4 separate regions of the Homo sapiens genome follow, and all the other regions are linked to region 1. A link is a contact called in ENCODE Hi-C data. All regions are on one chromosome and are shown on one strand. The core of a region is the stretch at or near the end of the contact, and the rest is flanking DNA. Distances in the headings are between cores, read along the strand shown. Region 1 overlaps USP7 (ubiquitin specific peptidase 7). Region 2 holds the start of ATF7IP2 (activating transcription factor 7 interacting protein 2). Region 3 has its middle 89 kb from the start of ATF7IP2. Region 4 overlaps GRIN2A (glutamate ionotropic receptor NMDA type subunit 2A).

The links. Hi-C counts contacts between places; a loop is a spot of excess contacts on that map. Pooled maps may share reads with other maps.
Region 2: a pooled map shows a loop between it and region 1 (4-fold over the local background). The contact joins the promoter of ATF7IP2 here to the enhancer-like site in region 1. A Hi-C loop is called at or near these places in 2 of 37 single-sample maps with no recorded cell type and 2 of 50 pooled maps.
Region 3: a loop to region 1 is called in a map with no recorded cell type, with 19 times the contacts of the local background. The contact joins two enhancer-like sites. A Hi-C loop is called at or near these places in 6 of 37 single-sample maps with no recorded cell type and 3 of 50 pooled maps.
Region 4: a pooled map shows a loop between it and region 1 (12-fold over the local background). The contact joins two enhancer-like sites. A Hi-C loop is called at or near these places in 2 of 37 single-sample maps with no recorded cell type and 4 of 50 pooled maps.

Annotation. Positions count from the first base shown.
Region 1 is chr16:8,890,784-8,894,462 of GRCh38, reverse strand. USP7 (ubiquitin specific peptidase 7) reads left to right here. Exons shown (of 31, transcript NM_003470.3): 31 at 359-2,366. The coding sequence ends at 465. Among named protein-coding and RNA genes, the nearest start is that of LITAFD, 10 kb to the right of the region's middle. RefSeq lists enhancers at 2,076-2,305, 2,356-2,415, 2,486-2,635, 2,696-2,965. Within about 2 kb of position 2,007, at least 11 of the 41 ENCODE cell types and tissues checked have a DNase peak (open chromatin) inside an H3K27ac peak, as active enhancers do.
Region 2 is chr16:10,384,145-10,387,823 of GRCh38, reverse strand. ATF7IP2 (activating transcription factor 7 interacting protein 2) reads right to left here and starts at 1,763. Exons shown (of 14, transcript NM_001393719.1): 1 at 1,702-1,763. RefSeq lists a silencer at 1,885-2,024.
Region 3 is chr16:10,295,493-10,299,171 of GRCh38, reverse strand. No RefSeq gene overlaps it. Among named protein-coding and RNA genes, the nearest start is that of ATF7IP2, 89 kb to the left of the region's middle. RefSeq lists an enhancer at 1,335-1,384. Within about 2 kb of position 1,636, at least 5 of the 41 ENCODE cell types and tissues checked have a DNase peak (open chromatin) inside an H3K27ac peak, as active enhancers do.
Region 4 is chr16:9,912,532-9,916,210 of GRCh38, reverse strand. All of the region lies in intron 3 of GRIN2A (glutamate ionotropic receptor NMDA type subunit 2A), which reads left to right. Among named protein-coding and RNA genes, the nearest start is that of GRIN2A, 270 kb to the left of the region's middle. Within about 2 kb of position 1,735, at least 3 of the 41 ENCODE cell types and tissues checked have a DNase peak (open chromatin) inside an H3K27ac peak, as active enhancers do.

The sequences.
Region 1 (3,679 bases), core at 758-3,257:
AAGTGCCAGCTCCTCTCTCTCCACTGGCCGACCTGTGGAACCAGGAGCAATAGCATTCCATAACCTACGAGTTCTTAACAGGTCCTTACATCCTTTGTAACCTGTGAGATCTTCAAGGAGAGAAGCTTGGATATGTGTGCAGGGTGATTGAGACTCAGGGTTGTGAGGGCAGTGGCTCTGAGGCGCAGTCAGGGTGTGGGCCTCCTTAGCTCCAGGTGGGCGTGTAGCTCAGGTCCTGGCTTCCCTGCGAACTTACCCCTTGGGGAGCCACAGGGATGCATGCCTCACTGGCCACCACCCCGCTGAGGGGTTCCAGGGCTGCTCTGTGGCCTCACTTGCTTTTCTTCATCCCCACCAGGTAATATGTCTCATCCTCGGCCTTGGCTAGGGCTCGACCACTTCAACAAAGCCCCAAAGAGGAGTCGCTACACTTACCTTGAAAAGGCCATTAAAATCCATAACTGATTTCCAAGCTGGTGTGTTCAAGGCGAGGACGGTGTGTGGGTGGCCCCTTAACAGCCTAGAACTTTGGTGCACGTGCCCTCTAGCCGAAGTCTTCAGCAAGAGGATTCGCTGCTGGTGTTAATTTTATTTTATTGAGGCTGTTCAGTTTGGCTTCTCTGTATCTATTGACTGCCCTTTTTGAGCAAAATGAAGATGTTTTTATAAAGCTTGGATGCCAATGAGAGTTATTTTATGGTAACCACAGTGCAAGGCAACTGTCAGCGCAATGGGGGAGAAGAGGTTAGTGGATCGGGGGTCCCTGGCTCAAGGTCTCTGGGCTGTCCCTAGTGGGCACGAGTGGCTCGGCTGCCTTCCTGGGGTCCCGTGCACCAGCCCTGCAGCTAGCAAGTCTTGTGTTTAGGCTCGTCTGACCTATTTCCTTCAGTTATACTTTCAATGACCTTTTGTGCATCTGTTAAGGCAAAACAGAGAAACTCACAACCTAATAAATAGCGCTCTTCCCTTCATTGTGTGCATTGTCGGCCCTTCCTCGGGTTCTCCTCCTCCAGCTGCCTGGGGGCTTTTTAATAAACTTGTCTCACCTCGTCAGCCACTACTGTCTGCAGCCCCTTTGCAAAGTGGATGCACTGAATACAGTCCGGACAGACATTGTGGGGGTCTTTTTATTAAATCAAGAACATTGTTAAATTCAATTAAGGTTTACTCTGCTGCCTTGGCAGACTTACGATCTCAACAGTTCATACGAGCAGGTGAAAGGATTATAAATAGAATTTCGTTAAAGTGGAACAGACGACAAGAAAGCCTTTTAGCAAGAGGGCATGCTCACTAGTGGTTAGTAAGCTGTCGACTTTGTAAAAAAGTTAAAAATGAAAAAAAAAGGAAAAATGAATTGTATATTTAATGAATGAACATGTACAATTTGCCACTGGGAGGAGGTTCCTTTTTGTTGGGTGAGTCTGCAAGTGAATTTCACTGATGTTGATATTCATTGTGTGTAGTTTTATTTCGGTCCCAGCCCCGTTTCCTTTTATTTTGGAGCTAATGCCAGCTGCGTGTCTAGTTTTGAGTGCAGTAAAATAGAATCAGCAAATCACTCTTATTTTTCATCCTTTTCCGGTATTTTTTGGGTTGTTTCTGTGGGAGCAGTGTACACCAACTCTTCCTGTATATTGCCTTTTTGCTGGAAAATGTTGTATGTTGAATAAAATTTTCTATAAAAATTATAATTCAGTGAGTTACGTGGAAGTGGAGGAAGATTTCTACTCTCCCTGGAAACAGGCCTGGGAAACCTTGGCATTTGTAACAAGGTTTCACTGAGATGTACTTTTCCTTCTAATTCCGTTTTGCGGGGGCAGGGTCTCTTGTTTCTTTTTTTTTTTTTTTTTTTTTTTAGCCTCTAACTAGTCACATTTACTCTTAAGAAATGAAAGGTTTTCCAGGAGAGAACTGTGTACAAATAAGGTGACTGGAGATGTGACCTGATGTGTCACGAGGCCCTTCGGGGCGGCAGGCGCTATCGTGGGCGTGGTCCTTGCACCGTCCCATCGGCCTTGCCTTCCAGCTCCGTGGCACGGTTTCCTGGTCTTTGGGCCAGTGTGTACCTTGGAGTGACTTCCTTTCTCAACTTCCACTGCAGTGTGTGTGCCTTCTGCTCTGAGAGCTGCCTTGTGACCCGTGTGATAGAAAGCAGGGAGTGAGGGTCCCCGCGGACCTGGCCCTTCCCTCCTTCCTCCCCCAGAAAGAGGAGTTAGAGCAGGGGTGCGAGAGCCGTTCGCTGTGGGTTTGTCTTTGAACAAACATTAAGGTGTCTTGTTTTTGTTCTGGGCTGGGGGTTGGCTGTAGTCTTAGGTAACTGAAAGTTCCTACTCTCCCTTAAGGTATTAAATGACTCTTTTTCCAAAGAACGTGTTGTAATGTTTCCGTCATCTGCCGCGTTCCCTTTTCCACTCACTCGCAGTTACAGTGTCAGGAGTTTGAGTTTGTTAAACTGGTTCTGGGGAGACAAGCTGAAATTTTAAAGAAAGAAAAATGAACTCCCCTTCTCCGGCCTCACTGTAACCCCTGGGACTATTGTGTCCTCTCCCTCTGTGGGGTGTGGATGCCATCTGTTGACAGCATTCGGAGTCTTCACAGCGGGGAGCCCTGAAAACCACTGCGTGACAGCAAGGGCCTGCGGTCACAGTGGCCCTTCCCACGCCCTCACACACAAGAGCAGCGAGCTGAAGCAGTCTTGTTTCAAAATGAGAAGAGCAGCCAGGCGCGGTGGCTCGTGCTGTGAGCAAAGCCCAAGGGAGACACTATGGGACCTGGCAGAGTCCCCTGCAACGTGGGTGCCTTGACAGGGCGAGAAGCCACGTCTAGACACCATCGCTTCCTGATGGAGGCCCTGACCCAGCTTCTCTTTCACCAGACGGCAAGGACATTTGGCGTCATACATAACATCACTCATTTGCTGTGAGGCAAATGTTTATGGTGCCAGGGATGGAAATTGTGAGTAGTTTAAAGTCTTAACTCTGAAACCACCTTCACAGTTAAAGCAAATGCGATAAAACCTATAGCACCTGGGCCGGATGCGGTGGCTCACACCTGTAATCCCAGCACTTTGGGAGGCTTGAGATCGGTGGATCACTTGAGGTCAGGAGTTCAAGACCAGCTTGGCCAGCATGGTGAAACCTTGTCTCTACTGAAAACGCAAAAATTAGCCGGGCATGGTGGTAGACACCTGCAGTCCCAGCTGCTCGGGAGGCTGAGGCCAGAGAATCACTTGAACCCAGGAGGCAGAGGTTGCAGTGAGCTGAGATCGTGCCACTGCACTCCAGCCTGGGTGACAGCGTGAGGGAGACTCCGTCTCAAAGCCATAGCACCTGAAGGTTCCTTGAATTACTAAGGTGAGGTGTGTAAGTAAGACATCTCTCTTGTGGTTTGGGCTTAGGCTAGGGTCAGAGTTGGTAAACTTTCTGTAAAAGGCCAGAGTAGGTATTGTGTGATGGTCTCTGTTGGGACTCTCAGCTCTGCCAACATAGCATGAACGCAGCCACAGACAACAATTGAGTGGCGAGGCTGTCCCCACAAAGCTTTGTTTTTAAAAACCCCTTTTGTAGGTTTACCAACCCTGGATTGCAGGGAAATGATCTGTCTTCATGGCTTGCTATAAGGGCCTCTTGGGCCAAGAGAGCTTCAGATTAGATAGCCGAGTCACTACCTCCTAGTGGTG
Region 2 (3,679 bases), core at 514-3,013, 1.5 Mb before region 1:
GTAAAATAGACTGACATAGAATGAGAGAATAAGATTTTTTGGTATTTTGTATCATCTCGCTCAACAATGAGAACTAATACTCTTGCGCATTTAAAGTTGTATTTTATTTTTAACTATCCAATATATTAAACTTTGATTACATCAAATGAAATAGATTGTGCACACTCACTATAAGAGAGCTATGATATATGCAGAAGCAAAGGTGCAGGGATCATGCAATAGTTTCGTACCAGATTTCAAGATACCAAGTAGCAAGGAAACACAATGGAATTGAAGGCTGAGGTGAAGTACAGGCATAAGGCAAGGAAAGCAGAACATTCAAGATGTACCTATATACACCAGTTCTTAAAACACGCAAATCATTTCCAATAAGGCACTGGCTCATGTATTTCTGTTGAGGCAGAAGTCAATCTTAGGATGTGGTCTGTACATATCTGCAGATAAGACTGAGAGTGAAGTAAATTTGATTAAGATCGGAGTCAACACTTCTACAAACGTATTGCAGAATAAACGAGCTAAGAAGAAAGGCATACTTCACAAAAGCTGAATTCAGTGTTATTAGTCCTTCATTCAGATGCTTCATTTTTGCATTTTCAATTGCTTTCCTGTGATATAACTTATCTTTATCTTGGTCTTCCCCATTTGTTTTGCAAATAGTTATGTCGCAGGTCATTTACTGGCTACAATAAATATGACAAAATCATAATAAAAACAGTATTAAGTCGCAATCTAGAATAACAATTTAAGTGAATATGACATAATTTTTCTAATGTGGACTATTCAGTACAACTGTCCTCTTCTTCCATACATATTAACCATATGCAAGTCTTCAGAACAGAAAAAGCCATTGTGTCGTAAAGGAAGGAACACGTGGTTAGAAACTTCATTTTCAACACAGAAACACGGAAAGGTAGAAAGTCCGTTTCCTTAAGTGCGGTAAGGTTTTAACAAAAATAAGGCAAAAAAAATTATTGCGTCCTCTCTTTCTCAAACTTGCTTGCCAAACTTGGAGAAAACTGGTTAGAGAAGGGCGATAAGATGGAATTTTCTTAAAAACATATTCATAAAAACGAACTTCTACCTTAAGGAAATCGTCTTCCTTAAATCCTACCATCCTTACACCGGCAAGCTCAGAGGTACGGGATTTCAGCATTTTACTCAGAATTTTGTATTTTTCCTGATGCTCTGGTCCCTACTTTTTAACAAACTTCAAGGCCGCCAGGCGAGATCCAGTTGCCTTCTGGCACCTGACTTCATTAGATGATTAAAACAACTCAAGAAAATTTGGCAATGGGACACTAAAATTGGTGGAGGTGGAGATTTATCCGTTAATTTCTGAAAGCATTCCGGACAAGAGCGAGCTTTTACTTACCCCTCAGGACAAAAAACACGCACCACTTCCCTCCGCAGTCCCTAACCCCAGTGCCGCCCGGACCTGAGGCCGCACACCACTCCCGCTTCACCAGTATCCCTCTGCGAAAACGGTGGAGACGCGCCCGTCCGCCCCTCAGGGGCCTCTTCCCGGACCTGTCAGACGGCCCCGCGGACGCTTTTCAGTCAGGGCAGCTTCGCCGCAAACGTCCGGTAGGCCCGGCGCTCCGAGGCCTCCGGGGCCGGCCCTCAGAGAGGCGACCGACGCTCCTAGAGCCGCCACCCCGCCAATCGCCGCTCTCGCAGGACACTCGCCCGGCCCCAACGTACCTAGAGCGACGACGCACCAGCCGCAGCAATACCCACAGCCACTTCGAACCGCAGCCGTTAACAATGCTGGTCCGGCCAGGACCTGCTGAAGTAGGTCTCCCTACGCCCACCCCCAGCTGATTATGGACCAATGGCAGCGCGAATATGCGGCAGCCCAGCCAGTCAGGCACAGCCAGCTAGAGTGGGCGGGGCGAAGGGTCGCGAGGGGAAATGGAAGTAGGCTGAGGGGCGCCTGGGGTTCGCCTCCGTGGGCGCTTCTTCCGGTCAGCCACCGGGGCTTACCCGCCATAGCGCAGATGCAGGCTCCTGAGCTGGGCCTTTCTTTTGAGTGACTCGTGTGAAGATTTAGACTTTCGAAACTTATTAGGAATAAGACCTTATTTACAAAAACAACTCCTCACCCGGTCGGTAGTTTCCGATTTGAATTTTCTAATATTGTTTGAAAATATTTATCTTATTTACTTTTTTGGACGACTCCTTAAATTTTGTGACTCAGGAGATTGGTCCTAGCACCGTAGTCTTTTTTTTTTTTTTTTTTTTTTGAGACGGAGTTTCGCTCTTGTCGCCCAGGCTGGAGTTCAGTGGCGTGATCTCAGCTCACTGTACCCCCATTTCCCACCTCCCAGGTTCAAGCGATTCTCCTGCCTTAGCCTCCCGAGTAGCTGGGACCACAGGTGTGCACCACCATGCCCGGCTAATTTTTGTACTTTTAATAGACATGGGGTTTCACTATGTTGGCCAGGCTGGTCTTGAACTCCTGGACCTCAGGTGATCCGCCACCTCTGCCTCCCCATATGTTGGGATTACAGGCATGAGCCACTGCACCCACCCGCACCATAGCCTTGAGTTTGCTAAATTGTCCCAGGAACCTGCCAGCCTTGGCTGCTTGTGATTTCATGAGGCCCGATGCCTTAGGTGGCTGTGCACTTGGATGCCATGAACTCACTCAACAGGTGGTCACTGAATGCCCACTGTGTAGAAAATACAGGAAATACAACAGTAGATTAGATCCATAATGCCCTCTTTTTCATTAATTAATTTATTTATTTATTTGACAGAGTTTTGCTCTTGTTGCCTAGGCTGGAGTGCAATGGCGCGATCTCGGCTCACCACAACCTCCGCCTCCCGGGTTCAAGCGCTTCTCCTACCTCTGCCCCCAACAAGTAGCTGGGATTATAGGCATGCGCCACAGTGCCTGGCTAAGTTTTTTTTTTATTTTTAGTAGAGACGGGGTTTCTCAATGTTGATCAGGCTGGTCATGAACTCCCGACCTCAGGTAATCCACCTGCTTCGGCCTCCCAAAGTGCTGGGATTACAGGCGTGAGCCACCACGCTTGTCATGAGGCTAGAGCTGCCTGCCTTGTCACTTCCAGTTAGGAGAAAAATGAGGCAAGTCCGGACAATCTAGGTTGGGTCATCAATGGAATAACATACTCCAACCAGCCAGTTCCCCAAATATGCTCCAGGGATCTAGGGGTAATCTTTAATGTCAATCCTATTTTTATAATTATACTATTTTTATAATAATATAAAGATGATTTTGCTTTTTTCATTCTCTGAGTCAGGAGAGTACATGGAATTTTCTAGAAGCCTCTGGAAAATCGACGGGTGATATTGCTACAGATTGAATACAGAAGCAGACATGAGAATCTAACTACCAACCTGGGCAACAAAGTGAGATACCCACTTTTCTAGAAAAGTAAAAATAAAAAGTTAGCTGCATCCTTCCACCTACACGGGAGGCTGAGAGGACGGGAGGATCGCTTAAGCTTAGGAGTTAGGGACTGCAGTGAGCTGTGATAGTGTCACTGCACTCCACCCTGGGTGATAGAGCAAGAGACTGTCTTAGAAAAGAGAGAGAGAGAGGCCAAGCGCAGTGGCTCACATCTGTAATCCCAGCACTTTGGGAGGCTGAGGCAGCCGGATCATGAGGTCAATAGTTCGAGACCAGCCTGGCCAACATAGTGAAACCCCATCT
Region 3 (3,679 bases), core at 387-2,886, 1.4 Mb before region 1:
GCCCCAGCACTTTGTTTTGTTTTGTTTTTGAGATAGGGTCTTTCTCTGTCACCCAGGCTGGAGTGCACTGGTGCGATCTCAGCTCACTGCAGCCTCGACCTCCCAGTCTCAGGTGATCCTCCCACCCCAGCCTCTCAAGTAGCTGGGACCACAGGTGTGTGCCACCACTCCTGGCTAACTTTTTTTGTTTGCTGGTTTATTTTTTTGTAGAGACAGAGTTTCGCCATGTTGCCCAGACTGGTTGTGAACTCTTGGTCTCAAGCAATTGGCCATGCCTCAGCTTTCCAAAATGCTGGGATTATAGGCATGAACCACTGTGCCAGGTCTTGCCACAGCATTTTGGCTAGTGGCTGGCACATAGATGCTCAGTAAACTTGTTCAACAAATGAGTAACAGAGAAGGAAGAAATAGTGAATAATCTGATATGTCAGACGGAATGGTCATTCCACCAGCAATGTAAGGAAGAAACAGAGACAGGTTAGAGGAAGGCAGTGGCAATGTCAAGTAGAATTGTGGGGACGGAGGGCATGCAGAACTCAACCTCTGGGAGGAGAAATAGAAAAGAGAAGCTATAACTTCTCATTCTTAGGCTGCCCTTTCTTTTGTGACAGCCTCTATCTTGCACCTGCCACTCATTGGTACTTTGCTACATAAAGAAAGGTTTTATGCTGTTCTAGTGATTAGAAAGTTCATGATAATTATAATAATTTCCTTTGGTTCTCTTGAAATTAGTCTAGATATGAGATTTCATTTGGTGTACCTTTTATTCAACTATACCGAGCTGGCTTTGATGATGCAAAACACAAAATAGTTAATTATCAATTATAACAGGACATTTACATAATTACCAAGCAGACCCAAATTGAGTTCATCCTTTTAGAATGAACTTCAAAAGCTGGCTTTGAGTTTCCTCATGATTTTCTTTACTTCCCCAGTTTCCTCACAATAAAATTGTGTTACCCTTATAATGGCATTTTGAAAAAAATAGACCGAAAAAATAAATCAATGATATATTTAACTTTTTCTGTTCTAATCACTCTAAGAGTTTTGGGACAATTGAGTATCACCAATTGAAGAAAAAAAAAAAGAAAAAAGAAAAAACAAAAAAAAGAATTTCCCCTGTTACCACAAAAGAAAAGAGACCATATCCTCCTCCTCTTAGAGTATTCCTGAGAGAAACCTAGTGGTCGTAAATTCTTACTTTAATCTTTTGGTGTGTCTATAAATCTCTTCAGAGGCAAGTAAGCCTCTTGCCAGATTTACAACCCAGAAACATTTTTTTCAAAGGTCTTGGATTTATCCCCTTTGAAATGCAAATGTCTGAGGCAACTATATCTTGGTCACCCAGTCACTGTGGGCGCCTTTCTCTGAACTAGCGGAGGTGGTCATGAGAAAGGAGACCACTCCTCATGTTGTCTTATACTTAATTTCTTGTTTGCTGAAAAGGTAGAAGTTAAAAGAATAAGCAGAAGTGAAATTCATAGTCAGACAGCCCAGCGTCACATTTCGGGCCTGGTAGTTAAAATTCAACCCCTGACCTCACTGCTTGAGTTATCTATAGATTCTAGACACTGTATGAGGAAGCGTTGTGAAACTCCCTGTTCTGTTCTGTTTCGTTGTGATTACTGGTGCATGCAGCCGTCAGTCACCTACCCCTCGCTTGCCCAATCGGTCACGACCCCCTCTTCATGCAGTCCCTTTAGAGGTGTGAGCCCTTAAAAGGGACAGGAATTACTTATTCAGGGAGCTCAGTTTCTAGGACTTGAGTCTGCCGATGCTCCCAGAAGAATAAAGCTCTTTCCTTCCACAATCCGGTGTCTGAGAGGTTGTGTCTATGACTCCTCCTGCTACAGTTAAAGAAATTTTACTAACTTTCCAGTCCACTTCAAGCCCAATTTTTTCACCATTGTTGGGAGTCAGAAACCGATACCCCAAAATAGGGCACTCTGATGGGCCGAACTGAGGAAGACCTAAGGTCTCTCTGACCTCACCCACCTACTTCTCATCGCTCAGTCCTCCGTGTCTCCCAAAACACAGGATGAAGTTGTTCTCTGAAGTTCCCTTATCTACCTAAAGCCCGGACCTGAAAAAGAAGAAAACAATGACCCCGGTCCCTGAGTTTTCATTAGCTGAACTCACATCGCAGGAAGACTGACTGAAGTCTGCCAACACACCTGAACAGACTTGTCACAAATCATTTTCTGCTCTGCAGACCCAACAGACTTTGTTCTGAGCCACTGTGTGTTCTCTAAGCCCATTGAATTCCCCTAAAAATCCTTTGTGGCTGGGAGCTGTGGCTCACGCCTGTAATCCCAGCACTTTGGGAGGCCGAGGCGGGTGGATCACCTGAGGTCAGGAGTTGGAGACCAGCCTGCCCAACACGGCATAACCCCGTCTCTACTAAAAATACAAAAATTAGCTGGGCATGGTGGTGGGCACCTGTAATCTCAGCTATTCGGGAGGCTGAGGCAGGAGAATTGCTTGAACCCAGGAGGCGGAGGTTGTAGTAGGTGGAGATTGCGCCAGTGCACTCCAGCCTGGGCGACAAGAGCAAAACTCTGTCTCAAAATAATAATGATAATAAAAATAAAAATCCTTTGCTATTCTCCTAAAATCATTCACACTTTTCCATGATCCTCTCCCCTAAGAAGTCGGATATAGAAGAATCTGTATCCCTTTGGGATATTAGGCCATCACTCTGCGATCCTCCCCAGCACATGCTAATAAACGTGTATGCCTTTTCTTCTATCATTTACATTTTGTCAGTTGATTTTCAGGGAACTTTCAGAGGGCGAAGGTTTTATTCGAATGGATAATATCCCTTAACTCGTACATGATCTATTGGAATAAAAAAACTTTAGCCCCTAAACATAATGTCAAACTCCCACATAGTCAGTGCCAGCTGGATAGGAATGAGATTCTCTACTTTGCTTCTAGAGGTTGAATTTTTTTTTTTTTTTTTTTTTGGAGACAGAGTCTCACTCTGTTGCCTGGGCTGGAGTGCAGTGGCATGATCTTAGCTCACTGCAACCTCCACCTCCCAGGACCAAGCGATCCTCCCACCTCAGCCTCCTGAGTTGCTGGGGCCAGAGGTGCATGCCACCATGCCCAGCTAATTTTTGTATTTTTTGTAGAGATGGGGTTTTGTCATGTTGCCCAGCCTGGTCTCCAACTCCTGGCTTCAAGTGATCCACCCACTTTGTCCTCCCAAAGTGCTGGAATGATAGGTGTGAGCCACCACGCCCAGTCTCAAAGTTTCAATCTTTCAGGCAAAGATAGAGAAACCCTGCACTTGAGAATCCTAAGGTTTAACTGAGAACCAGGGGCAGTAGTTTCAGCCCAGCCACTGAGGAAGGGTGGGAACAGACCCTGAGGCACACTACCTCTCAAAGGTGATCAGTTTCATCCTTCAGGAAGAATTGGTTAATCCTTTCCATGTAAATTACCATCACATTCACTCACCCTTAGCTGGGCAGTGTTCCTGGGATCTTTTCTTCCCACTTCAAGAAAACAGTGGATCAAATCCCCAACCAACATTAATATCCTACAAATCTCTGCCAAAAATTTGATTAATTTCTACCCCAAAGCTCCACAGACAAATAGTGCAAGAAGAATGCCTTGGAGGGTTGCAACCACTTTAATGAAACCTCCCACTCCGGATCATGTCTTTTTGAATACA
Region 4 (3,679 bases), core at 486-2,985, 1.0 Mb before region 1:
TATAGTGTTTTAGACTCATATACAAAATCTTGAATCCTCATAACAATTCTTTGAGTTGCATGGGATTATTCCAATTTTACAGATAATGTTCACAGAGGTGACATCATATAACCAAGATTACACAAAGAGATTGACCTAACTCTTATGCCTCCAACTCCAGAAGACAAAGTTGGCAAATAATTGGCAGATGAGAAATTGTTGCAGCACTCTCAATAATCCCAGGAAGGAAGTACAGATGTTGATTAATTAACAACAACCAAAGGTATTATCACATCTACAGTAATTAGCATTTATCAAGTGCCTAGAGTGTGTCTGGCATACTGTGCTAAATTCTATTTATTAATCAATCTAATTCTCACAACAAACCTGTCATGTAGGTGCCATTAGTATCTCCATTTAACAGATGAAAAAACGGAGGCTCAAAGAGGTGAAATAACAACTAGTTTATATAAGTAGCAAGTTGCAGAGACAGTTCACAAACCCAAATAATTTAACTCCAGAGTCAGTGCTTGTCACCACCACCTAAACTACCTCCATTGATGGTGTACTTCTAATATTAATAACAATGACATCAATTACATCAATTCATTGGACAGAGCAACTGTGAGTTGTGAGTCCCATCTCTTACCATTGGTTAAAAAAACATACAAGTTTTAGGAGCAGGATTCCATTACACTGTCTCTGTTCAAATAAGTAGAAACAAGTAATTGGGGCAATGGCCTTGATAAATAATCTTACCATAAAGCTGCTTTCACAGAAAAATACTTGTTTGTATGTATTTTCTACCTTTATTAGAACATTTGGATAGTTGTGTAGGTCTGTGCTGTTCTTAAGGAAGGTGGCTATTATTAAGGGTGGTGGACTTGATTCAAGTCCTCCCAGTTTTGATGTGTTCCTTGACCAGTTGATTCTTATTTCCCTGACTTGTAAATTGCCGTCAGCTTCAGCTTGCCTTATTAAGAATTCTGTATAGTTGGCCGGGAGTGGTGGCTCACGCCTGTAATCCCAGCACTTTCGGAGGCTGAGGCGGGCGGATCATGAGGTCAGGAGATCAAGACCATCCTAGCTAACATGGTGAAACCCCATCTCTACTAAAAATACAAAAAATTAGCCGGGTGCAGTGGCAGTTGCCTGTAGTCCCAGCTACTAGGGAGGCTGAGGCAGGAGAATGGCGTGAACCCGGGAGGCGGAGCTTGCAGTGAGACGAGATCGCGCCACTGCACTCCAGCCTGGATGAAAGAGTGAGATTCCGTCTCATTAAAAAAAAAAAAAAAAAAAAAAAAAAAAAAAAAAAAAAAAAAAAAAGCTGCATAATCAATAGGCTGTAAATAAATGGAAACATATGCCCCTTCCCACATGTGGGGAATGTTGCTGTTGGCTCTTCTGCCCCTTAGCTGTCTTGTAGCACAATGCTTCAGCTTTCAGTTGAGTCTCTTTGTGGCTTGTCTAACTGCTGCTATCATATCCAGGTGATTAAGCTGTTATAGCCTTAATGGCAAGTTTCAATTCACTGTCGTCTTCCTCAGCTTTGGGTCTGGGAGCCCCTTACGTTCCCACTTTGTTCTCTCTGGGACCATCTTTCCATCTTCAATAAGCCTAACTTCTGAGCCACAGCAAAACAAATGCGTATGCGTTGAAGATAGTTTCAGAACTTGTGCATTGGGAAATTTTCTGTGGTTTAACACGGTGAGAAGAACTGGAATAGCCTGTGCTGTTCAGAAGCCAGAACTGATACTGAAAGCAGGTGCAGGCCTGTCAGCCACACAGCTGGTTGAGTTAACTCTATTAGACACTATTGGACAATTTTGTTATCTGAAATAGAAACCAGTATGGTGGCAGGCTGTCCCTTTGCCAAATGATGCCCCTGCTAGGCTGGTTTAGGTCTGCCTTTCTTGTTGGTGCATCTGCTGGGTTTTGCTGCCAGCATGTTGAAAACTGGCAGTTCTGTAAAGTTTTATTGTCTTCCTAGGTGTTTTTGTCCAGGAAAGAAATACTAAGATTTGCCGTTTTTTTAAATGATGACTTGGCATTTTGACTCTTGGCTGTACTTTAGCTGGAAGAAATTAGTGTCTGATTTTATTCTAATACTGGAACTGCATCTTTTTTTTTTTTTTAACCAAGAATGATTTTCTAGTTCTCTCCAAATCAAACATTCTTGGGAGCCTCTATTCTAAATTGTTTTTCACACTCAGTTCTAATGCCTTCACGTAATGGATTTTGTAATTTTGTTCTTTTCTTTTTTTCTTTTGAAAATCAGCAACAAGTAAAAAGAACCCCTGTGGGTGAAATACAATATCCCTCCCAAAGGAGAAATGGAAAAAAAAATGTTATTTCAAACTTCAAGCCCAAACGTTATCTGCCTTCTACATTTTAAGCAGGCTCAGAGCCTTGAGGATTGAGTCAAAGAATGCAAAACATGACCTCTCAAAGGCAAAAGCTAAAAAAAAAGTTGGACCTAGAACATCAAATAGCTCTTACCAAAGAGTGTTTTGATGAGTGAAGTGTAAATGAAGCGTAGAATATAGCTCTTTTCCAGGATACAAGGCCCAATTTCCGAAACATGCAAACACTCTCTCAATTGAATGCATTAGCTGCTTAGTTCCAGAGCTGCTGAAGTATAAAATGCGATAACTTATGTTAAACACCCAGCACTGTGCCTAGCCGATGTTGGACCCTCAATTTAATATTATTATTAATTATTTCTATATAGAGGGGAAACATAAAGAAACTTGTTTCAATTACTTATTTGACCTAAAATACAAGGTTGCACAATGCGTTGTAGCAAATGTCTATAAATCTTTACATAAAGGTCCCTGGAATAGAATCTCATTCTGCAAATTCAAGATCCTGTCTGGAGAAAAAGAGTGAAGACTCTATATGTATATTTTTGAATGAAATAGAGCACCCATATCTACTATGTGTCTTATGAGAAATGTTTCCCTAGAGGAGACTCATAAGGAGTGACCCAAGAACTGGCTTCAGAGTTTTAAAGGACTGCCATCCGGAAATTGTAGTAGAATTAGTCTCCTTTGCTTACAGTAGAGAACTAGAGCTAGTGGGTTGAAGCTTCAAGGAAATAACTGTGGTTCAGTGAAAGGAAACTCTTGCTGACACTTTAAGCTATCAGTGGAAGGGACCCTCCAAAGAAGTGGAGAGAAATCATGTGGACACTGGAATCTTCTGGCAGGAAGACTGGGAAGAGTTTCTGCAATGTATGGCGAGGCCAAGGGCAGAGGGAGCAGTTCTGTTGGTTTAGATAGATAACCTTAAAACTCTTCTATGTGGAGACTATTTGGGTCCAGCTGAATTATCTGCCTTGGAATCCTCCCATCCACTTTTGCTGAACAGCACAGCTATTACTGCCTTTTAGATATGAAATTCAATAGCATTTGTTCCTTGGCTCAGATCATTCACCTTTAATTGTGCCCATTAATACCAGTGATAACTAATGTTTATTCTTCAGTTACTATGTTCCAGGCTCTCTACAAAGTGTTTTGTGCATATTGCCCTTTTAATACGCAGAGATACTCCATATGAGTATTTTTATTATCCCCATTATGCAGATTTTAAACATGAATCCCAGTTGGCACAATTAAAGAGGCAGACTCATAACTAGCAATACTGAGATACAAAGCAAGGACTCTTAAGTCCAAAGCTTCTGTTCTTAACCACTTCTTTG